Regions from separate parts of the Mus musculus genome. Here regions 1 and 3 are each linked to region 2. A link is a loop called in an ENCODE intact Hi-C map of the cell type or tissue named here. Cell type or tissue: heart. All regions are shown on one strand.

Region 1 (8,000 bases), 130 kb after region 2:
GCCATCTCACTAATGAAACTCACTTTAATTAAGAATGTGTGTACAGGGCCAGCAAGATGGCTCAGAATGAAAAAGCACTTGAGTTTAATCTCTAAAAGCCATATGAAGGTAGAATGAGGGGATCAACTGTCCAAAATTGTCCTCTGAATGCCACAGCCATGTGTACAGGCCCACACAAGTGCTCTTATATACAAGGAAGAAGGAAAAAAAGAGAAAAAGAAAGAGAGAGAGAGGGAGGGAGGGAGGAAGGAAGGAAGGAAGGAAGGAAGGAAGGAAGGAAGGAAGGAAGGAAGGTGGGAAAAATAAGCAATCAGAGATTCTGGGCTCTGATGGCTTCAGCTCTTCACCCCGACTCAACAGAGATTACATTATTATCTTTATTATTTTACCTTTCTCTAAGCCTCAGTTTCCCTATGTGTAACATGTGCACTGCCTATCCACCCAACTTGTGTTGTGGCCGGGAATAATTTTTCATTACAGATGTTGTATTGGAAATCATTTTCCTTTTCTTTTTAAATTTTAATAGACGGAGTAAGTACAGCAAAGCGAAACAAGAAGCAGATGAAGAGAAACATTTGAATCAAGGTATTAAAACAAAAAACAAAAAACAAAAAAAAAAAACCAATTGATTCCAAAAGTAATTTCATTTTTAGAGCATGCTTTGTGTTATCTAATTTAGAAGTGTTGGTTAATATGCCTGTGAATATTTATATAATGCATTCCTTATCCAAATAACATTCGTCAAGGCTGTCAAGGTGCAATTGGTGATTCCAAACTGTGCAACGTGAGGTTAAAGGCAGGAAGTTCTATAGAGTCTGCACATTTCCTCTTCTGCTGTGGAAAAGTGTTCCTTTAGCTGCTTCACGTCTGGAGCTGGGCAGCAAGACGTGCCGGGTTAATAGTTTATTCTCATGAATGAAAAACTGGGGGAGGGGTGGGATGGTAAAAGAACAGGTTATGTGATGGTAGTCTGTGTTGCTGGGATGACAGCCATCAAGAATTTGCTAGTGAATTCTAGATGGTGAGCTTACAAATAGGCTCTGACCAAAGACATTGATTTAAGAAGTTCCAAACACTTAAAGAAAACCAGATGACCTAGCAGTGGTTCGCACGGGACTTTCTGAGATGACAAGATAGTGTCATGTGAGAGAACTGTAGCCTACTCAGTTTCTTCATAATGACTGAGGAGAAGAAAGGGAAAAAGATGGACACATTTGGGCAATCACGGAGATTTGGTCAGCTGGCATTGCGCATCCTCAAGTCCCCAGTGCAAATGCCAAAGGAAGCTCTCAGTGTATGTCATCAGCTGCCTCAGAGCTCACATTTCCAACTTGTCTGTGGGTGTGATGTGTGACTGAATTGTACCCATAGTATCTGCAACATTCAGCTAGACTGAAGCTCTACCTCCAGCTGAACCTGCTCTGTAAAACAGAATGCAAGTGGAGGTGGAGTCTTTATTCTCAAATCAACCAGTGGCCAGTATTCCTCCCATGCATTATCAATCTAGGTTTAATCTAAGTCTGTTCCTTACTGATCATGTACTTAGTTGGTCTAGCTATGGGGGAGATGTGACACCCTGTAGACAGGGCCTGTGGGAACTGAGAGTGCCTATTTATTGTCTTTGATGAGGGACAGCATTTGAAACGATGGCTATGGAATGTATGACTTTATGTTAGGACAATGAAGCTAGAAGCCACTGGTTGGGAGAAAGGAGCCTGTCAACTCATTCCAAATTTTTTGATAAGAGATTCGCTTTTCCTCCAGGGACAAGTTGTTTTTAAACTCTTATCCTTGAAGTGTGAGGACATTCCAGGAAGTCAGTAGAGCTGCGGTGTCTTGAGCAGCTAGCAAATTCTTTGTTTACCCACTAATGAAAAACAGAGCAAGCATTTAAACATTTTCATATGTCAACGGCCATAGAGTTAACCCAGCTTTTGCTATGCAAAGGGATTTTTTTTTAAGAGCTCGACCCTTTAGGTTTATTCATGTTGCCTTTATCCAGTCACTTTATACCCCATGTTCATTTCTTAGGTGTTAGAACTTATGTGGATCCCTTTACATACGAAGACCCCAACCAGGCAGTTCGAGAATTTGCCAAAGAAATCGATGCATCCTGCATTAAAATTGAAAAGGTCATAGGAGTTGGTAAGTGTCTGAGTGTGCATCTGATAGCTTCCTTTGTAAATGTAAAACGTATATGTAAATTAAACAATTACATTCACATGTACGAGTGTATTGCACGTACGTCTATATGCATAAATAGTATTCACGGAGATTTCCTTAATCAGAGTATAAATGCAATGTTCTGTAAGGAACTTTGGTGCAAATGTGTATTTTAATCTCAGGAAAAATGGGGATAAAATAAAGGAGCACGTGAGATCTGTAGCCAGACTAGGTAGATTCAGAATGCTCTAATTCTCGAAAGCTGGGAGACTTTGGTGAGCTTTACCGTAAGCTTGAGTTTCCTGTGATAAAATGGAGCCTCTAAGAACAGCCTTCTACTAGGCTTTGGGAAGGACTAAATGAAATCGTCACTGTGGTGCCCTAGCTAGGCACCTGTCCTATAATAAGCATACGATGAAGGTTATCTTGTCCTCAATGCATTCCTGATGCATCTCGAACCCTTCTCCCACAGGTGAATTTGGAGAGGTCTGCAGTGGGCGTCTCAAAGTGCCCGGCAAGAGAGAGATCTGTGTGGCCATCAAGACTCTGAAAGCTGGCTATACTGACAAGCAGAGGAGAGACTTCCTGAGTGAGGCCAGCATCATGGGACAGTTTGACCACCCAAACATAATCCACCTGGAAGGCGTTGTCACCAAATGTACGTGTGCCCCCCCACTCCCCCCTCCAGGAAGCTAAGTTGAGAGTTAACAGGGAGATTAAATACACATTTTCTTTCTAGGGAAATGACAGATGGGACAGGCCTACTGATTACTAATAAGAGGAAATCAGTGCAGGACAAGTCATTAATCTTTCAGTCAGCTCTAAATGGGTCTATGACTGCAGCTGATGCCCTGTCTCCAAGGCAACTTCTGTGAAATTTGGGGGAAATTAATATTGCAGAGTTTTGGGTACACCATACCATCTTTCAGATCTTTGCTAGACCAAACTGATTGTCACAGGGTGGGCACGAGCAGATGGTAAACAAAATCAGTTTTATATAAAGCAAAACAAAAGCTCGCCACACCTTGTATTGGAAGCTTGGGTTCCAGATGCAGCGAGGGAAACTTGGGAATCTTTATTATATTGAGGGATTCGCTTGTCTGCTCTGCCTGATTTATGGCTGTTGCCATTCAGCACCTATTTACAGTAACACCTGGTTGAACCTTCCTTTTTTAGTCCATTAGCATTCACTGAGCTTGTGAACCACGCTTCAGTTAAAAAATACGACACAGCTCAACAGACTCGTTTTGTGAAGCAACCCCTGTGTACATCTGTAAGGCTGGCTAAGACTTATAAAACGCCACATGGATGGGGCACTGAAGCAGGGTGTGTTTAAGGTGGCTCTGGTCCAGGAACCCTGGTACCTAACGACAGTTTGTACAAGTCAAGGACCTTGTAAGCCTGGGGCTCTGTCTTCAATGAAGCCAAGGCGGCTCTTACTTGATTTAAGGTGTCTGTGAAAAGCTTGTCAATCAACAAGTGCTGAGGGTCAGGATGGCTGCTTCAGTTGATGAGACACAGGGAGGGGGGGAATGGGTTACATTTGTAGGGAGCTAAAAGTATCCGATCTTTAGGATGAAGAAACCAGAAGGTTACTTTAAACAAATACGCCTCCATTGGAATCTTCTAATAATGCTTGGGGGTGGGGTGGGGGGCAGCAAGATGCCTCAGCATGTAAATGTGCTTGCTGCCAAGCTTGATGGCCTGAGTTCAGTCTTAGGAACCTGCTTGGCTGGAAGGAGAGAACTTTACTCCTAAAGATTGTCCTTTGACTTTAGGACAAGTTCCTTGTGGCATACATGCCCTCCCCTGTATTCTAAGGAAATAGTTTTAAGTAGATGTGTTCTCTTAGCTTTTAAAAGTTCCCTGGGTCTCCTCTAAAAGCAGTTTGAATGTTGGGTGGGGATGGGGAGAGCCACCTGGGTTTTCCTTCCTATGAAGGACTCAGTAAAGGGGAGGCTAACATGGGTCCCTGATCCATTTGGAGAGTAACTGACCTTATGATGAAGTGTTTGCTGACAGCTGTTATCAGAAGCTGGTGGTGGCTTTGATGGGTTGGTCAGTCTTTTGTTTTACTGTTCTCATCTATAAAAATGGAGATAAATAAAGCTTGCCTTGCAAAGATATTTAGGGAAGGAAATAAAATATTTAAAGTAGTTTGTATTGCACAATGGCAAATTATACACACACACACACACCTCTTTAAGTGTTAACGGGTGTTATTATGTCTGAAGGAGTGCATCTCTCCTCACATTGAGAATTCTTCAAAAAGGGAAATTTGATGCTAAGGACATATAATTTCTACCTCAGGTGAAGGTTATAATTAGCATAGAATAGTTCTATTTGCTTTTTAAGATTGGTTTTACAGACAGGATATTTTTCTGTTGCCTGTGGCCTTCGAAGCTGCCCAAGCCCTTCACTACTTTAATTAAAAGATAACATTCCCTTTAAATACTTCTGCAGGTCCCTTTTCTAGAAAAGGGGGCTCTGTTCTACTCCCCGTGTTTTTCCTGCAGCAGACAGTGATTTTCCTAGCACCTCTGCGGAAGAGAGAAGAAACAGGGGATCTTTGTGTTAAAGTCCCACCGCGCCTTTAAAAACCCGTAGCTATTACAGCTGTAACTGTTACAAACGACTGGGTTCATTTGCATAATGCAGTTGTCACTGAATTAAAATGATTTAAAAATTTCCACCAGAGAAGTTGTTGGGGTCTCCTCCCCTTCTGTCCCCTCCCCTCGGAATCCCTGCCTCTTGGAGGGAAGCAGCCATCTCCATCCCAAACCCACTCCTGACGGATTGTTCTTACCTTTGTAGAGCTAGGCAAGAATAACCCAGTGATATTTACCCTTTCTCACAGCACCCCTAAGACATCCCTTGTTTTTCTTCTGTCCTCTCCAACTCCGAAGAAGGAGCTTGTGGGGTACAACAGACTAGAGAATACAGGAAACTTGAATAGAATGGGAGGAGACAGGCTAGGGAGCTGTGAGGGTGAAAGGGTCCCATCAAAGCGTGTTGTCTCATGACCAACCAGCTCCCTGGAGAAACTATCTAGATTCCAGGGAAGGGAGGGGGAGGGGTGCGAAGTGTTGGGGGGGGGGGACACCATAAATTTTTCCCTTTCCCCACTCTTGGATCTTCTCTTCTGGAAAGCTCCAGAGGGAACAGGTAAAATGGAATTAGGTGTTAGCGCTTGGCCGAGAGAGCAGACTTTTCCTCATTAGTTGACAAAGTATCTTTTGATGGAGGCAGGATGACTAAGATTCACGCAGGTGGTTTTGTTGAGGCCCAGGACTTGGGGAGGGCAAATGTGCTGAGAATGGGGCCCTTCCTACGTGGATGGAACTGAGCAAGGCGAGAAGGGAGCACCGGAGGACCCCTTTCAGCAAGGCCAGAGCCATTCTTAGTGGCCTTGTGTAGTTCTGACTTCTGTTCCTCGCTGGAAGTCTGAATGGCGTCATTCTCTAGTTTAAAGTGCTTGACACACACACACACACACACACACACACACACACACACACAGAGAGAGAGAGAGAGAGAGAGTCAGCCAAGAATAAATTGAACTTCATTGAAATTAAAACTTCTAAATTCTTGCCTCTGAAGCGCCTCTCCCTTCTGCACTCCATCTTTGGGTTGGGAATGTACTGATTTCCAAATAAAAGGTGCTTTTCAGCAGTAAGATAGCCCTCGCCTATTTTATGACTAAATCACGAAGTCCAATCAGCAAGAACAATAAAAGTAACTATTTTCATCCGCTTAGGGGTTGCTTTCATCAAGGGGATCTGTAGCTCTGTACTCTCCCCTCCACACTTTCTCTTAGTGACACAAAAAAAGCAGGGTTACGACGCTTGCTAACTCCCCCTTTCCCACCCTGTAACAGTACCTCTTGAAAAGAAAATTTCAGATCCTAATTTAATTCGTTGCCTGTAAGAAATTAAAGAAAGGTTATTTCCGAAGGTTCCACAGAAGAGCTGAAGCAAAAGGAAGACGCTGATTTTTCCCACAAGTCCCGATAGACCTCCCGACTCTTTTGCTCAAACAATGGATTCAAGCTCCTGTCTCAGATGAAGTTATTTGTCTTCACAAATAACTTTATTTAGTTTTAAGATTTTACTTATTTATTAAAATATATACAATATATTTTCTCATATTCTGTCCCCTCCTCCACACCTCCCTATCGCTCCAACTTCATATTGTCTCCAGAGGGGGGGGGGAATGGAAACAAACTAACTCTCCAAAAAGGATTTGTTTGTCTTATAAGATAAGTTGTTAAAGGAAGCACATAGAACAGATGTGTGATGTGAGAAAGTACGGGAAATCACAGAGCCCAGGACAAGAGCGAGAGAAGGGAGCAGGATCCTATATGGTGTGTGCTTCAGGTTTCATGAATAATGAAGTATTCAGTATAACTGCAGCACTACAAAACTTGACTTTCTCTAAAGAAGCAGCTTTCTCTGTCCACAGAATTTAGCATCACTTGAGATGCTCTTCTGGGGATAAAAATCAATGAATTATTCTAACCCCCCCCCCGGCTTTTCAACAGGCCTACCCATTTATCATCTCCCCCCTCCCCCGTTGTTTAAGAGAGCAATTATCCATTCATGTGATCCCTGGATACCAGAGGCCACTTTTGTTAAGGGCCCTGTCAACAAGCCATCCGAAGGGTTAAACCTTCCAGATGGAATGTAAGCCTATGTGTCCTTTGAATATTTCATTCGTTGCTCCCCACAGCTGAGGCAGAAGCTTGGCTTGTTTTAATTAAATTAGATCGCACAAGACAGGTGTCTTGGCAGTAAAATTCCGCGCGGCCCATTTTTATCTCATTAACGGCACTGCTCACGGAGAGTTTTTGTTTTTCTCTTGGAAACTCTAGGTAAACCGGTAATGATCATAACGGAGTACATGGAGAACGGCTCCTTGGATGCTTTCCTCAGGGTATGTGTCTACTTTCTATGAAGCCAGGGAATACTAGTAGCCAGTCACTAGCAGATTCCTTGTATACGCTCTGTTCCATTGCGTTCGTGAGATTTGTTCAGTAGGATTCAGGAAGAGACATGGAATCTGGTGTGATTCTTAAGGCTATTGAATAATCCATGGGCAATGAAGGTAGAATTTGATTTATTCTCACACCGGAGGGCTCTTTGTGCCATGAATTCATTGCACTTGGACAATTTCCATCTATCACAGGAAGCCAACCCAGCTCCTTGAGTACACTCTTACTCGTTGGATTAGTGACTTTGCTCAGAAAGGCCCGGAAATAATGCTGAGTTTCATTGCTCGCCGGATACAGATATTCAAAAAGAGTCTAGGAATAACTGCTTGGTGGTAATTGATTTGCCCTGATGTTAATGGGACCGTTCCCACTCTCTTCCTCTGCAGAAGAATGATGGCCGCTTTACAGTCATTCAGCTGGTGGGCATGCTCCGGGGCATTGGCTCGGGGATGAAGTACTTATCTGATATGAGCTATGTGCATCGAGACCTGGCTGCCAGGAACATCCTGGTAAACAGCAACTTGGTCTGCAAGGTGTCTGACTTTGGCATGTCCAGGGTGCTGGAGGATGACCCCGAAGCAGCCTACACTACCAGGGTAAGGACCGTTTGCCACCTCTGGCATGGCATGCACTCTCATGAAACTGATCTTCTCTTGTCATCTTGAGCTTGGAACTCTTCCTAATTTTTTTTTTTTAAGTTTACTTGTCCTTCAGGCCCTCTCCATATTTCTGCATTCATTTTTTTTAAAAGCATGACTTAAAAAAAAAAAAAGAGGATTTGAAGCCAACTCTAATGGGTGACCATTTTATAGAGTCACAAATTACAAGCAAAATGAATTCTCTTTCC
Region 2 (8,000 bases):
TATTTTATTTTAGCGCCAAGTGGTTTGGGTGGTAGCTGCAACTCTAACGCTATCTTGTGTTTATGTGACTCCACTGGCTTGTTATAAAGAGGGGAACACTAGAAACCCCCAGGGTCTTAGAGTATACAATGCACAGAGCAGTTCTGCATTGATGGTCACCAGGGCCAGCGCTATGTTTTCATTTCTGCACTAAAGAATTGTATTTGCGCTGGGCGTGGTGGCGCATGCCTTTAATCCCAGCACTCGGGTGGCAGAGGCTGGCGGGTTTCTGAGTTCGAGGCCAGCCTGGTCTACAAAGTGAGTCCCAGGACAGCCAGAGCTACACAGATAAACCCTGTCTCAAAACACCAAAACCAAAACCAGACAAACAAACAAAAAAGAACTGTATTTGCTCGGCCTAGATGTCATCCCAGTGGCCAGGAGAGTGTTCTCTTTGGGGGTCACTGGACAGATGCCCAGTGATCTCACTGAGGAGGCTACAAGACAGGCTTTCCCTCACTTAGCCTTTAGTTTCTTGGTTCTCCTCAAAGCTGGGCTGCGGTGAGGCCTGAGAAGTGAAGCAAAGGGAAGGTAGGCAAGGGAAGACTGTTTGTATCCTTGCTTCAGCTCTGCTTTTTCAGGCATCTGTAGCCAGAAAAGATGATTAATATTCAGTGTGCGCATGGGATGGGATGCGTGCTTTCGAAATGTTGCTGCTTTCAGCGAGATGGGCAGCTAGTTTTCTATTTCAACTATAGAAAATACACAGTACTCACTCGCTTGCCCAGACACAAGTGGCACCTATTGTTTAAAAATGTTTCCCAAGAATCCGGGTTGCTCTTTTCCTTTCTCAATCTGTGTGCCAAACTATAGGATCCTAGATCTTTATCTATTTATTTTCGGTAAAAGCCAGAAAGACACATGAAAGAATCGAGACTTTTCTTAAGGGGACTTAGCGCGGTTATTTTTAATAATTTATGCACACACTTATATTCCTGCGTGCATAATCCCCCCTCCCCCCCGCGCGCTTCACTGATGTAAAATCAGTAGCTTCAATAACGGAAATCCACTTCCCCTGTGGGTGACATTCCAATAGGTTTTTCCAAACCGCAGAGTCAAAATGCCAGGAGCCTTAGCCGCTGTCCCTCTGGACAACCGACTCAGCTACTGCCCACCGGCGCACTCTTGCCTTCTGCAAAAGTTGCTGGTGTGATTAGTCCGGGTCTGAATTTGCAAGCACAGTTCTCCAGCCCTGGACGGGAAACGCGATCGTTCTCCATGACAACAACCAGAAAGCGCCTGGAGCCACGCTCGGATTTCTACCTGCTCCACACCTTGCGGTGATGCTTGGATTTTTTTAACTCCATATTCCCATTTTAGGGGACAAGCTACTCATGAAATCCTTTGCATGTGAAGTTCCTCCATGAAACGTTTTCCGAGTTCTTCTTTCGTAGTCTAGGTGGAGGAAGCTGAGACAGGACTTTACGTACCGTAGTATGGGAGGACCTGACCAAATCTGTAAATAAATTACTAGCCGGGCTTGGACAACCTGCCTGGCTGGCTGAGGTCTTTGTCCGTTCTGCTTTGCTCCGGGTCCGCGCGCTCCCGCATCTGGCCGGCAGGTGGCGCGGTTGGTTCACGTAGATACTCTGCCCCTGCTGTTTGCAAAGTGCCTCCACTCAAACTCCACTCAGGCTGAGACCCAGACTTGGAGGAGGAAAATCTGGCCCGGGAGGGAGCCAAAGGAGGGGCAGCTTGAGGCGAGCACGGAAGGTGGATCTTTTGGAATCCCACCCCTTCAAACGCCTGGGGACCAGCCACCCAGTTTCAACTGGGGCGGGTCCCTTGGTAGCTAGCTGAGCTGCGGTTGGCGCTCAAATTGGCTTCCCCGGTGGCCTGAGCATCGGAGGACCGGATGGTGTCTGCGTCCCTGGGAAGTCGATGGTTGGCACCCAGAACAACGCGGGGTTGTGGGACAAGTTTCTGCGGGTAGAGCCTCTCATTTTGGTCCCCTGGGAGACTGTCCCCATCAGTACCGGGGAGACTTCGGAGTTCAGAGCCACAGTAGCTGCTCCAGGCAGCTTGCGACCCTCTGTCTGTCCCTTCTGTGCAGCAGGTGCTCGCATTCTTACAACCTTCCCCTTCTACACCTAAGTGTCCAGGAATGGCTAGAAGTGGTTCCAGGGACACTCCCTGGAAAGCACAGTGAGTTCCCGGTAGCTAGGGCTGTCGCGAGGTGATTTCTCCCTTCATAGTCCCGTAGTGGGCTCGGTCGATGTGAACACCCGGACCTGGCCAGGGATCACTTCCAAACGTTAGGAAGATTGGGGACAAGTGACCGCGCTCTGCTGCTGGGGAGATGACTGGGTCCCCCTGGCTAGGTAACTAAGAAGGAAAGGAATTATCAAGCTACGAAAGTCCCCCAGCCCAAAGCATTTCCCACGGAGGAACGCCATAAAGACACAAAACCTGGCAGTGAGGGTGGCTGCGTGCAGCAGAGAGCGCCCGACCTTAGCTGGGGTGGACAGTACAGAGACCCGACGACCTCGGCAAGGGGCAAGAGCCAAGGTGCAGGTCAACTTCAGACTTATTTCATCTCAACAGGAGTCTTTTCTCCCTCGCACACCTCCGGACTTGGGGCCGGGCGGGGAATGCCAACGTTTTCTGGCCTTCCCCACCGTCCTTTCGGAGTCTCTCGAAGTTCCCTCTGCCGTCCAAGGGATCGATCCCCAAGGATCGAGACAAGGTCTGGGGCCTCTCGTGGGGGCACAGACCCATCACTGCTGGGAAGCCAGCCTCGGGAGACCTTGAGCCCTGCGGAGGCTGGAGGGGGCGGGACCTCGGGGGTGGGCTCTGCACCGTGGGGGTGGGGACGTGGCGCTGGTTCTGCACTGCTATTGGTCACGAGCTCTGGACTGGCGGGTGTACGTCACGGGCCGGTCCCACCCTCTTGGCAATGTCTTCAGACTGCTGCACTCCTAACTTAAGCATTTATTCCACTGGGATAGAAGCGGCAGGAGCAGCGTTGGCACCGGCGAACCATGGCTGGGATTTTCTATTTCATCCTCTTTTCGTTTCTCTTTGGAATTTGCGACGCTGTCACCGGTTCTAGGGTATACCCCGCGAATGAAGGTAAGAGCCCGGCAGCCCTTATGCGGTCCGGGACCCGGAGGGGGTGATTCACTGATGAATGGTCTTCTGGAGCTCAGAACCAGTTAGGGTGGGGGGCGGGGGGTGGAGAGCGCGGCATGAGCCTCGCGTTCCCACTCCGGAGAAGAGTGCCGAACAGAGGGGATCCTCTTAAGTGGGGACTGAGGAGGATCAGGCTGTCTGAACTGAGAAGGGTGACCGATGCAAGCTGCCACTCTGCCCAAGTTTGTAGCGAAAGGCCAAAGTTTATCAGCATCCGCCTGCAGGGCCGGCTCAAGGCGCCCCGAGGGGATACACCGGGATTTGAAAACAAAACAAAAAAACGTGTGAGCAAAGTCCTCTACATCAGCAGCACAGGCGAGAAGGGAAACCCAAACGTAGAGCGCAGAGCGCCCGGCCTCTTGTCCAAGCCTTGCGAGCCCGGGTTTTTGCAAAGTTTTCCCAGCGCAGCGCTTCCCGGGACCCGGCTGCTTGGTCTCCGGAGCGCGCAGCGGTGGTGGCGCCGCTTGTCGGGCGCCGGTGACCTGATTTCTAGCACCGGGCCTCAGACACCTTTTTCTCCATCGGGCCGCGCACCCTGGAGGTTGCAATCTCAGGCCTACCTCTCCCCTACCCCAGATCCTTAGCTCATCCAGCAAAACTAGGGGACCAGTCAGCGAATTAAACATACCCCACTGTAAGCTTCTCTCTCCAGTATGGGGTACTGGACTAGTCTAGAAGGACAGGCATGACCGACGGGACCCATTCGTGTGCCGTTTTCTGTTTGTCTATTGCGACGTTCTGGAAGGATTGTTTGTCTGTTTTTCTGTCCGAGGTGAGGGGAGAGGTGGTGACCATTTAGTTTGTGATGGGCCTAGGGGGAAAGGAACACTCTCTGTGTCTATTTCTGTCCTTATGTGTCCCTGTCTCTCTATCTCTGTCTGTCTCTCTCCCCCTCCTCTCGTGTGTGTGTGTGTGTGTGTGTGTGTGTGTGTGTGTGTGTGTGTGTGTGTGTGTTTGAGGGCAAATGTGTGCCTGGCGCGGGTGTCTGCAGGAACCTGGACGTTTTGTGCCGGGTAAGCGAGTGCGCACAGTGTGTGAACGTGGGCTCCGGCCTGTGTTCGTGTTCCAACCTGCGCGCATTAGCTGTGCATCTGTCTCATCGATTCTTCCCACTCCGTACATCCATCTATCTATCCATCCAGCCAGCCAGCCTCCGTCTCCCCAGGCATCAGTCCATCTAGCTATTCCTGTGCAATCCACTATCATTTTTTCTGTTCCGAAGGAGGGAGCCAAAAACCAACTTAGGCTTGGCTAGACAGAGGGTACCCGGAGCTCTCCAGGCAGAGGTTTGGACCTTGTCGTACACCTGCCCACAGGCAGTGCCGGGGCGGAGGAGGGGACAGTGGGGGTAGAAGAGTGGTCTCTCCCCTACTCCGTCACATTCCAGGGGTTGTGGCTTCGATTTAGCACCTCGGCAGTTCCCGGGGCTTTTCCTCTGAGCGGAACCGCGTACCTCGCATTCTCCTGGCTATGGCTACTTACTTTACACACTTGTTAAGTGTCCCCAGAGACCTCTCTCGCCCCAGACCTAGAGGTAGTTAGAGTTAGGATTCTTTTTTTTTTTTTTTCTTTACCTTTAATTTCCCCTCTTTTTTTCTTTGGGAAGCAAGACTGGGCGCCCTAGACCAAAAAAAAAAAAAAAAAAAAAGGCGCTCGATGGAACCGTAGGCTAATGTTGAAAGCGGGGGGGGGGCGCGGGGGGGGCGCTGCACCCCCTTGCCCCTCCTTCCCTTAAAAATTAATTCATTTTGTTGCTTTTTATTCCTGTCACGTTTCCTTTTCTCCCTTTTACCCTCCCTTTCTACTCCCTCCCTTTTTTTGTAAATTGGGTCTTATTGTTCCCTTTGTGTCCCTAATCCACCTTACATAAATCCAAGTGGATGTAGCGGGCTTTTCTCTGGGGTCCGGGAGGAGAAGGGAGCACAGCTCCAGGCGGGAACGACCCGGGCAAGGCTCTACATTTTAGAATAATTAATAGACCCCAGGAATAAGGATCTTTCGGAGAGCTAGGGCAAAGGGGTTGGTTTTTAGCTTCCTGGATTTGAGGGATAGAATGAGAGGAGGTGGGCAGAATTCCAGGTCCTGGGGGTGAGACAGAGAGTTGGGGTACTCGGGCCGCCAGGACAGGGGCCTCCCATTCCCACCCCTCCCCCAGCCTGAAGAGCCAGCCTCCCTGATCAAATTAATAACCCACAGGGTGTCTTTTAGATGGGCCTTTCGACCCCCAAGCCTGAAGATCGTGCTGGGAAAGGCAGTGTGGATAGGTTTCGAATTCATTGCCCCTCTTTCAATGTCGTAGGCACCTGAGAAGGGTACCGCAGCTCTAGAGGCGTCTTCTCCCTTCCCCCCTAGCTTGGAGGCCGAATGTTAGGTGTAGCGCAAGCATACTAAATCCATTAGGCAGCACTCCATACCTAAAATTCAAACCAGCCATTTCCTGGAGGTGGAGGTCTCATCTCGCTTGTCCTCCAAAGGACCTACGAAAAAAGAGACTGCTTCAGTGCGTTTTTGCATTTTAACCTTACCCTTCTGGCAGGCCTCCTTGCTGGAACTCAAGATATTTAAAAAGCAGAGGGTGCATACAGTGGGTCTGTATTTATTTGGGGAGGGGGGGCATAAGGGGAGGGGGGAGAGCCTTTTCTCTGACCCTTCGGGTCCTTCGATAGCATTCACTTGTGGGTCTGTCACCACCACTGGTGAGTTATGTGGTCATCTGAGGCTTGCAAAAACAAATACATCTAGTAGATAGCAGACATAGATGAATGCAGACTTTGCTCTCTGGTGTTGCTGTCCTACATTGATAGATTTGTTTTGTTTGAATTGTGCTTGAGATACCTCCCTATTCATCCTTTTTAGGGGGAAAAAACTGAATCAATTGGGTCCTCGGGTGGAATTTTAAATGCTAAGCAAGTTAAATAAATAAGAACCTGCAGACTTAAAGAGGGGAGAGGATCATGTGAGGAGTGGTTATTTACATAAGTGGGCCCGAGTTTCGGTTTTGATCAGATTGGCTATTCGCACCCTCAACACATATGGAAACGCTCAGGCAAATGGTTTTTGTATTATTGGCTTTTTGCGATTGGAAATTAATCTATTTTCCTTTGTTTTTTTTTATATTTTTTTTCTGCAGTTACTTTATTGGATTCCAGATCTGTTCAGGGAGAGCTTGGGTGGATAGCAAGCCCTCTGGAAGGAGGGGTAAGTTCTGAGGCCTTCTCTGAGGCAAGAGGGGGGAAAAAGTGATTAGCCACTTTCTGAGAGTCTAATGGCTTGATTCTTGGTGATGTGGTGAGGGGGTCAGATTTCCGATGTGGCCTATGAAGTGAATTACGCTTTGTTGGAGAAATCTAATACTCCCTTTGGAGAGTTCTGTCATGGAAGAGCTAGAAACCAAAAGGGCAGAAAGGGGCTTCAAAATTAGGAGATTGGTGGAAGTATAGACTTAGATGCCTATTTAAAACTAAAATACCGACAAGAAATACGATCTGGAGACCAAATTAGAATTTATGCCTATTACTCTGGTGGTCATGGAGTCCTGGCGGGGTTAATTTTAGAGCAATTGTTCTGCTTCCAGCTGAAGAAGGAGAATAAAAAAGATAGCAGAAAGAAAACATCTCCAATTATACACACCAAAGCAGAGGGGAGGCTGGCCTCCTTAACTTGTGGTCCTAATCTGAAATCAGCTGCTGGCTAAGGAGGTTTCTGCCAGGGGCTTGTAAATCTAGAGTCCTCCAGGATCTGGGCATTCAATTTGAAAGTTTAAGCATTTGGAGCCTGGGTCTCAGTACACTGGGGTTGCATCCTCCTTCATATCTCAGCTAGGGAAATTGGAGAACTCCCCATGACCAATTCCAGCAGAAGAGTTCCGTGCTTGGCTGCCACACCCTCCTCCCTTCTTCCCCCTGAGTAGCAGGTCACAAATGAATCGGTTACAGAAAGAAGTCAGGACAGCTTGTATCACTGACGATGGGCCCCGCATTGAAATAACTCACATCCTTTAAGAAAATATTAAGCAAGCCATCTGACCCTGACATGTGAGATAGTTTATGACTGAGTCAACTGATCAAAAACAATGAAGAAGCAAAGATTAGGAGTCTTGCTAGGCAAACATTGTGATGCCGGCACCCCAGGGTGGTGTTCCACACCCTTGAAGAAAGAATTAACAAACAAAGCATCAAAAAGATTCATAGACACTATTATACAATATGTGTTTCAGAACTAAGAATGGGCAATTAAATAATCATTAAAAAAAAACTGAGAAATCAAAGCAGGCCCTGCAATTCATCAGAAATAAAATGGAGATTGCCCTGCGTTCCTGTCTCTTTGCCTGAACTTGACTGCCCTGTGTTTGTTGGCTTGCTCTTTGACAAAAAAATTCTATTCTGTCTCCCAAACCAATTTTTTTTTTTAAACCTAAGAGAGGGAAAGCGATTGGCAGGCCTCTGGTAGTGTAGACAGGCTGTATTCAGTGCTGAGTGCAGGCAATTGCCCTCATCCTTTGAATGTGAAGAAAGATGCAGCTTTATCTTGCTCCGAGTCAGACTCAGTGTTGATCCTAGACTCTGGACCCTTCACTGGGCCACAGGAAGCTTTCCCAGACTCCACCAGGAGTTTTCCTCCCTGGGTTGCAGTGTATGACAATGACAACTACTAGCCAACACAGCTGAGGATGGAGAGCCGAGGATGGAGAGCCTGAGGATGGAGAGCCTGAGTTGTAGAAGCCTCCTTTCTCTTTCTCCCTGCCCCAAGCATGAAGAGAGGAGACAGCTAAGACCATTTTCAATCTAGCCTGTTTCACTAAGTACACACTTGGCCTCTGTAAAACCAAG
Region 3 (8,000 bases), 140 kb after region 2:
GTTTCACAGGGTGGCAAGATTCCTATCCGGTGGACTGCGCCAGAAGCAATTGCGTATCGTAAATTTACCTCAGCCAGTGATGTCTGGAGCTACGGAATCGTTATGTGGGAAGTGATGTCATATGGAGAGAGACCGTACTGGGATATGTCCAATCAAGATGTGAGTTTTTACCCTGAGCTTCAGGAAGTTGTATATTACCCTATGGTTAAGTAAGCATTGGGTTTGAAATAATACATTAAAGTCAATGTTTTAAATATAAGTAAATATACCTAATAACCTCACTCCACATTATAACCCATCAGTGACTTGGTTTCAAGACCAAAATTAAATTATTTCCAATGTTTCGTGTAGGGGAAGAAGTACATTCATGAATTTATAGATAAATAAACAATGTGAAGTTTGTAAGGAAACCTATTTCACATGTGGTAAAATCGACACAAAAGTTTTTTGTTGAAAGAAACCTAGTGAATATTTTAAAACTGCTATAGTTGTAATTAGACCTTGGCCCTCAAGGACTCTTAAATAAAGCTTCACTAAATGACCCTTTGTAAATTCTGCACATCCCTTTAAATGTACCATCTGGACTAGTTCGAGAGGGAGTATCTACGATGCATGCAATTTCAGAGACGCATTCAATAATGACACTAATAAGATTCCAGGCTAATAGAATTTAATTACAGACATCTCCAGTGAGGAAGGGAAAAACAAATGCACAACACAGTGAGGCCCAGATCAGGGATTTCCTACAACATGACTTAGTTAATTCTGGTAAAAATTTTTAGGATTAGAAATGAAGTGACCCCCAGTCCCCATAACTTCCAAACTCTACTACTATTTACTCATGGTAGGACATTATAGAAGAGAGTTTACAATGTTATATTTAACTTATCAATGAAAATGATGCTTTGAGGGTGTCATGCTCTGCTGTAAACTGAGCAAGCTGAGCCCTTAAAAGTATATTTTGGAAAGCTTTTCTTGTAAAACTTGATTCTGACGTGGAACGGTGTCTGTGCATTGGCCTCATCTCCCTAACACAATAGGAAATTACAAACCCCACACAGTTAAAGGGCCAAATGACTTGACTAGAACCACAAGTTCCAACAAGCAGAAGGTGGATCACACCAATCGGGAGGCCTTGTGTTCACATGTAAGTGGCCGAGCGGGGATTTAGCTGCTGTGCCTACCCAGTTTTAAAAAAGAGTTGTAGCACTGGCATTGTGCATCTACCATTCATAAAAGAGGATCCAAAGTGGACAGGATGGAAGATGACAGCTAGAATGATGGGTCAATACAAGATGGATAAAGACTGGGTGGTGTGTGGGGTGAATGCTGTGGAGTCCATTGTGTAAAGGGATTATCGCTTATAGATGTCTTCAAGAATTCTCTTTCAATAGTGTTTGGATTCAGTCCCTCAGAGCACGGTGAGCTTGACTTCACATAATGAGTTGTTTGTCATTAACCTTCCTTTATTTCAATTGAGAGTCCCAGATAAATGTGTGTCTATGAAAGTGAACAACACTGCTGCCCTACCTATTCTCAGACTTCATAATTTTGACAGTTTCTTTATTTCTGTAGAGCAATACTTTGCATTTGGGTGGCTTTGTGGCCGTTTCTTGCTCACAAATAATACTGATAATATCATTTATATATTGTCTGTCTGGATTTGGGGAATCATTAGGAAATGTAAATGACATCACTGGGCAATGACAAATACAATGACAGAACCAGGGAAAACACACAAAACTTAGTAATTTTTTTTTTAAAGAAAGAAATGGTTTCCCCACCCAAGAGATTCAGCAGTGAGCTGAAAAACATGCTTTGTTAACCTAAAAGCCATCTTTCCAGCTGGCCATGCGTGGGTAAGGAGCCTGGGAGAGCGCAGAGAGCGCATGCTCACCAGTGTGAGTTCTCCAGGCATCAGCCCAGTGCTCTCTGCATCCTCATCAACGGAGAATGCTTTCATCAACTCCAAAGTCAATACCATGCATTTGGAAAGATAAAAGGAATAAGAGGCTCAAACTGACCTAATGTGCTTGCCAAAATTAAAATTAAATACAAAGACCTTACAGGAGGTAGAGCAGAAACATCTCTTTTAGAAGGAGAAGCACATAATTCGGATACAGTAAAATATTGAAAAATACTTGGGGAGGTGGTCCTCCATCAAATGATGATTGCTAGACTGAAGCCATGTGCTGGCTGAAAAGACAGCCGTCAAATTTATGCCTAGAATCGAGATCTACTCGAACTGACTGTTTTCTGCCCTGGCCAGTTTTCTCAACAGTCAATAGCCCCTTGAGGGACAGATCCAGTGTGGTTATGGGATGGCCGCAGTACTTTGAATTCTGGGCAGCGATCATTTGGGGAGGGGCAAAGAAAAAGAAAATGACAAATAAAAAGGCTTAAGGTATCAAACAAAACTGCTTCCAATATCTGAGGCTGCTCATTAACAAGGCTTATTATGCCTGAGACTCTGTGTGAAGAGTTCCCCCTCCTAAAGTTGGCCGGAGTCTTTCCTGCCAAATCACCTATACTGGATTCGGGTCCCAGTGGGGAGGGGATTATAGAAAAAGTCAGTGTGAAGGTAGTATGAGCCAAGCATGGTGGCTGAGGCAGGAAGATGTCCATTGGGAGGCCAGCAAACTGAACTACGTTGTTAGATCCTATCTCAGAAAACAAGAGGGATGTGGGTGGAGACTGGAAGAGAACCAATGTCCTGTCTGTGAAGACACATGAGAAGGACTAAATTAGAAGAGAAGAATGGTTCCTGTATCTAATTAAGCAGGAAGACAAACGACACCAAATGGCCTTGAACAATAAGACAATAGACACCTACCACTGAAATTTCCTTTAATGCACAGGATCTGCCTTATAATATGAATGGATTCGAATATATTTTCAAGAATTGACTTATTAGCACTTTGAATAGAGTTCATCAGCAGAGGACTGTGGCCAAGACAGACCCAGTTGATGCATAAGAGTGCAGATCTCCTATAGAGAAAATGACTAGGCACTGATGCTGATACAGTAGCTACTGAGTGAGGTTACACAGGGCTGAAATGATGCCTAGGGACTTCCAATTTGGAATTACTTCCTCAAGGATGCCTGGCACTGGTGGCTTTCACTGGAGTGTGTAGATGTGCCGAAGCTGAATGGTGGAGTGCAGACAGGACCCTGTGATGTTGGAGGGCTGTCACCAAAGCTCCGACACCATGCTGTGATCTAATTGGGTCCTAATCACTTTGGAATATCAATGCATCTTTCGTTCGAGTTTGAGATTGGCATCACTTCCATTTAACAGCTGGCTTTTCTCCCCCGTTGCCAGCAATACCTAGCTTTGGCTTCTGTAAAGGAGTTGGAGCTGTGCCCACGCTTAGCCTGCTGGCAGCTCACCACAGTGTCCTTTTGTCTTCTCTAGGTGATCAAAGCCATCGAGGAAGGGTACCGGCTACCCCCTCCAATGGACTGCCCCATTGCCCTCCATCAGTTAATGCTGGACTGCTGGCAGAAAGAGAGAAGTGACAGGCCTAAATTTGGGCAGATCGTCAACATGCTGGACAAACTCATCCGCAATCCCAACAGCCTGAAGAGGACAGGGTCGGAGAGTTCCAGGTTTGTCATGGTTACTAGTAATGATGTATGAGGGACCGCATCATTTGTGACAGGCAAGAGCAGTGCATCCTGATTCCTGCTTTGCAAAGTCACAGGCTACCTCTGAGCTCTGCAACCTGGGTAACTTCTTCAATTACTCTGAGCCTGAAGAAGCTGATTGGTCTGTGAAATAAAAAAAAAAAAAAGAAAAAAAAAAAAAAAGGAAAGGTCCCAGAGCCATGATTCACCAGGAAGTTTCCTTAAAAGAATAGGATTTCCTGTCAACAGATTCAGGACAACACCTAGACACAAGACTCATCTGGTGTAGATCAGGGTAGAAAGGCCTGTTGTTTAGACTGTTATGTCAAAAATGATAAGACTTGGGCTTGCTTTGAGTGAGCATCAATCTCTGGAATAACACTAAATGTGGCTAAACTCTACATCTTAGCTGGGACCGTGGATAACTTTATTATTTGAAGAAGGACATCTTCTAACATGTGGAGGCTATCTTTTTGCCCTATTCTTGGAAAGATTAAAATGGCCCCCAAGCCTTCTTTCCAGGTCTAACAGTTTTTTTTTTTCAGTTCCCAGGGTGAATGTTCCCTACTTTCTTGCCTTCATCTGTGTCCTTTTGTGGGGAGAAGCAGGGCAGAGATATTTTTAAGGTCTTTTTATTTTTTTTCTTTTTCCTTTTTTCTTTTTTTCTTTCTTTCTTTCTTTCTTTCTTTCTCTCTTTCTTTCTTTCTTTTGGTATTTGGCACTTTTCTTAGCATTTAGATCGATATGAAAAGCTCTTCTGCCACTAGTACTGCATAATGCCTGTCTTGTACCAAGGAATAGAACAGGTTGAGTCACAGCATATATTTTTTTCAGTTTTGAACTTTTTCTTGATAATAGTACTTAAATAATGCCTGTCATTATTGATGATAATAGGATATAATAGAATACGGGACATGACTTAGCACAAAATTAGGCAACTGTGCTATTCTCCAAAGAGAACGGAGACTTCAGAACAAGCCAGGCAGTGACTAACTGACACCCAGGGGAGATATTTTCACCTTGAGGTTTTCTGACCTTGTCAGTCAGTTGGAACCCTGTTCATGACATGCCTAGGCTGAAATTACTAATAAATGATTTGACTTTTGTTTAACAACAAATGCTGTGGTGCTACCTCTCCCCCCCCCCCCACTTAATGACAGATATAAAATTCTATGTGGTAATGTTATTAACTCAAAATTAGGAGAATTCGACCTTGTAAACAGTTGCTGAATCTCACTCAGAGACAACTGAACTGACAGATACAAGAGGAAGGTCAGAGAGACAAGTTATTGAAACACAAAACTGATTGCTGTAAAATTAGTTTTTGTCAAAGTATTCATGTAAAAGGAAGATAATACAAATGAAAATAATTTAGATCAAACATGAAAGCTTTTCAAGGATTGGATTGATTCTGTATAAAAAAAACAAATCAAGACATCACAATAACTTTCTTCTGTTTTTTTTTTTTTTCATAAGAAAAAAAATTTTTTGTCCTAATTTGAAGACATTATTCCAACCTAACTGTGCACAATCATAGATTTAGGCTAAAATGTTAAAATCAGACACAGAATTTCTATGGTTTTAAGGGGAAAGGGAAACTTAAGAGCACCTTTTTTCTGTGCAGGAAATTACAATAGATATGTTATAAAATGTCTCTTTGAAGGGCTAGCCTGTGGCCATTCAGTAGAGAGGTAATGACGACTCTTAAGTCTCCTAAAGACTTTGATGGATGGGAGATTCTTCATGGAGCTCCATCATGAGGAAAGGCAGAATGCCTGAGACCAGTCACTATTGATCTGACAGTAAATTCCTGGCTTAAGAATGAACAAATTAATAACAAAGTTAAGAAGTGCTTTGACTTTATTGGAATAGTTAGCAGAGGAATTTGAGGAGCTTATACCCAAATCCATAGAGCAATCACAGTGCCATTTTTCCACCCCCTGGTCTTTGCATGTGCTAGTTGGGCCTAGGTTGCTTCAGGAATGGATTGCCTCCCCCTGTCCTGGCTTTGTGGGGAGGCACACAGAGCATGTCTCGCACACCTAGCTTAGAGCATGCTGGACCGGAACTCTCTCTGCTCGCTCAGCTTCCATCACGCCTGTCAGCTAGCAAGCTCCCAAGTCTTCTCCCTTTGATTCACTGAGTTGTCCATGGTTGCTGAACTAATGTCTGTGGTATACAATCCTGATGGAAAATGGATTCTTTCTCCAAAGACTGTACAAGCACAGGCTTTCTCTACCTCCCTCATTCTCTACCAAGTTAGGATGATCAGGGACCTGCTATGAGTCTCAGTTCCCTGAGTTGCACACCTAAAGTGAGGGCTGTGAAGACCAAAAAAAAAAAAAAAAAAAGAAAAAAAAAAAGAAAAAAAGAAAAGAAAAGCACGTGTTAATTTTGAATGACATCTATTCCATTTAAAAGTTTGGCCCTCTGTTACCCTGGCCTGTCTGATTCTCATTCTCTTTTCAGACCAAACACAGCCTTGTTAGATCCCAGCTCCCCTGAATTCTCTGCTGTAGTATCAGTGGGCGACTGGCTGCAGGCCATCAAAATGGACCGGTATAAGGACAACTTCACGGCCGCCGGGTACACGACACTAGAAGCCGTGGTTCACATGAGCCAGGAGTAAGTACTCAGCGATGTAACACCAAAGGGTAAATCGAGATTTCATAGTATTTGCCTGTTGTGCTTTGAGCTTCATACTCATTCCCTACTCATTAAAGAGAGAGAGAGAGAGAGAGAGAGAGAGAGAGAGAGAGAGAGAGAGAGAGAGAGAGAGAAGAAACCTGGAATTGTTGTATTAAAAATTAATAAATAAATCTCGGCGGCGGGTTCACCACCAGCCTCAATGTTTAACATTCCTGAATGAAAGACAGACACATAGATAGCCTTTAGATTTTGATATGTCCTAATCAGCATAATAGCTGGGCTATTGCCTGACCTCCACTACTGAGAGAATCTACCTCTCACTGATAATTCTGAGTTACAACTTACTAAATTTTGTGTTTTATCTTGGCTGTTCTGGGCCCAGAGGGTGCTCAACTGGGTGGTGCTCTGGGCCACTCTCTCTCAGGGAGGCGGATCTCTTTCTCAATCCCCTCCAGTCCCAAGCCCAGGAATCCTAAATACCTCAGCCTCTGCCCTGTCCAGCCATTGGCTGCCCGTATCTTTATTAGCCAATCAGAACCAACTGGGGGCGGGTTCCCTCAGTGTGTTATGTGCATATGTGTGGGCTCTCTCCTGTAAACAATTTGGGCGGGGGGGGGGGGGGGGGACGGGGGGGGGACCCAAATTAACATTACAATACAAACAACATTAGGCCAAACCCACTACATGGAATGCCTCTCATTTTGGTTGAGTATAATTTTACACGACCTTTATATAGTACCTGCATTGTTGTATTGGATGTCTGAATGAGACATGTATACACCTGCCTTGTACTGTACTAATTGTGGCAGATTCAAATGTGTGTCTGCATGAAACCTTGAGGAGGAGGTTCTCCGTACCCCTCATGACTTTCTCTCCCCTTCTCTCGGCCCCACCTGCAGCGACCTGGCGAGAATTGGCATCACCGCCATCACGCACCAGAATAAGATTTTGAGCAGCGTCCAGGCGATGCGAACCCAGATGCAGCAGATGCATGGCAGGATGGTTCCTGTCTGAGCCAGTACCGAATAGACTCAAAACTCTCGAATAGTTTACCTCATCCATGCACTTTAATTGAAGAACTGCACTTTTTTTACTTTGTCTTCGCCCTCTGAAATTAAAGGAAAACAAACAAACAAAAAACAAAAACAAAAATATCTGCAGCGTTGCTTGGTGTAAGAGATTGCTGAAACCATGGGGCTTATAATGAATGACCTTGATCATCAGAATTAAACCTGGAGCCAGTAATTTCTCAGAAGAACTCTGTCCATCGCTGGTGTGTAAAATACATGTACTTATATAAATAAAACTCTGCCTCTGAGTTTCGATGCTGTATTTCCCGTCAGAGGCTTTTCAAGTCACCCTAATCCTTTCTCTGTCTGGAATTTCAAGGGAAGGATTTCATCTGTGGCATTAATAACAGTCATCACTCCTTACCAGAAAGAAGACCTGCTGTGCCCAGGAGCACTGTTAAAGGACTCAATGGTGGCTTTCAGGGCTCGGTTTATACCACAGAAGAAAATCCAGGTGAAAGCCACTTGGCCCATTCATGCTGCCTCTTCAATGGCCAGGACACCTGGTGGATTTTTATGACATAGGGGGGGTTAGAAAGAAAAGAAAATGGATTTTTAAAACATGCGAACTCCCAAGACCTATTAACCCTAACTGGACAAATGAGGTCTCTTTGGGGCTGAGGCTGTGCCATATAAAGTCTTCTTTGAGAATGC

What was found. Hi-C counts contacts between places; a loop is a spot of excess contacts. Peaks named below come from ENCODE experiments on the same cell type or tissue, not always from the same donor. Only the 100,000 strongest peaks of a DNase experiment are listed, where the experiment ranks them.
Region 1: it touches region 2 in a loop (2.6-fold over the local background); 5 of 42 quality-filtered maps call a loop at or near these places.
Region 3: it touches region 2 in a loop (3-fold over the local background); 7 of 42 quality-filtered maps call a loop at or near these places.

What each region holds. Positions count from the first base shown.
Region 1 is chr1:77,382,618-77,390,617 of GRCm38, reverse strand. Epha4 (Eph receptor A4) reads left to right here. Exons shown (of 18, transcript NM_007936.3): 9 at 527-585; 10 at 2,032-2,145; 11 at 2,636-2,821; 12 at 7,034-7,095; 13 at 7,540-7,749. Among named protein-coding and RNA genes, the nearest start is that of Mir6352, 110 kb to the left of the region's middle. In heart, no CTCF peak of the experiment used is centred here; no DNase peak of the experiment used is centred here; H3K27me3 peaks cover 1,507 bases.
Region 2 is chr1:77,510,052-77,518,051 of GRCm38, reverse strand. It overlaps Epha4 (Eph receptor A4), which reads left to right and starts at 2,964. Exons shown (of 18, transcript NM_007936.3): 1 at 2,964-3,111; 2 at 6,302-6,369. The coding sequence starts at 3,021. In heart, CTCF peaks have their summits at 1,601 (motif pointing right), 3,417, 3,618 and 4,390; DNase peaks (open chromatin) are centred at 1,711, 2,251, 2,901, 3,481 and 1 weaker place; H3K4me3 peaks cover 5,064 bases; H3K27ac peaks cover 4,406 bases; H3K27me3 peaks cover 791 bases.
Region 3 is chr1:77,373,023-77,381,022 of GRCm38, reverse strand. Epha4 (Eph receptor A4) reads left to right here. Exons shown (of 18, transcript NM_007936.3): 14 at 10-159; 15 at 3,416-3,609; 16 at 6,097-6,252; 17 at 7,176-8,000. The coding sequence ends at 7,290. Among named protein-coding and RNA genes, the nearest start is that of Mir6352, 120 kb to the left of the region's middle. In heart, no CTCF peak of the experiment used is centred here; no DNase peak of the experiment used is centred here; H3K27me3 peaks cover 189 bases.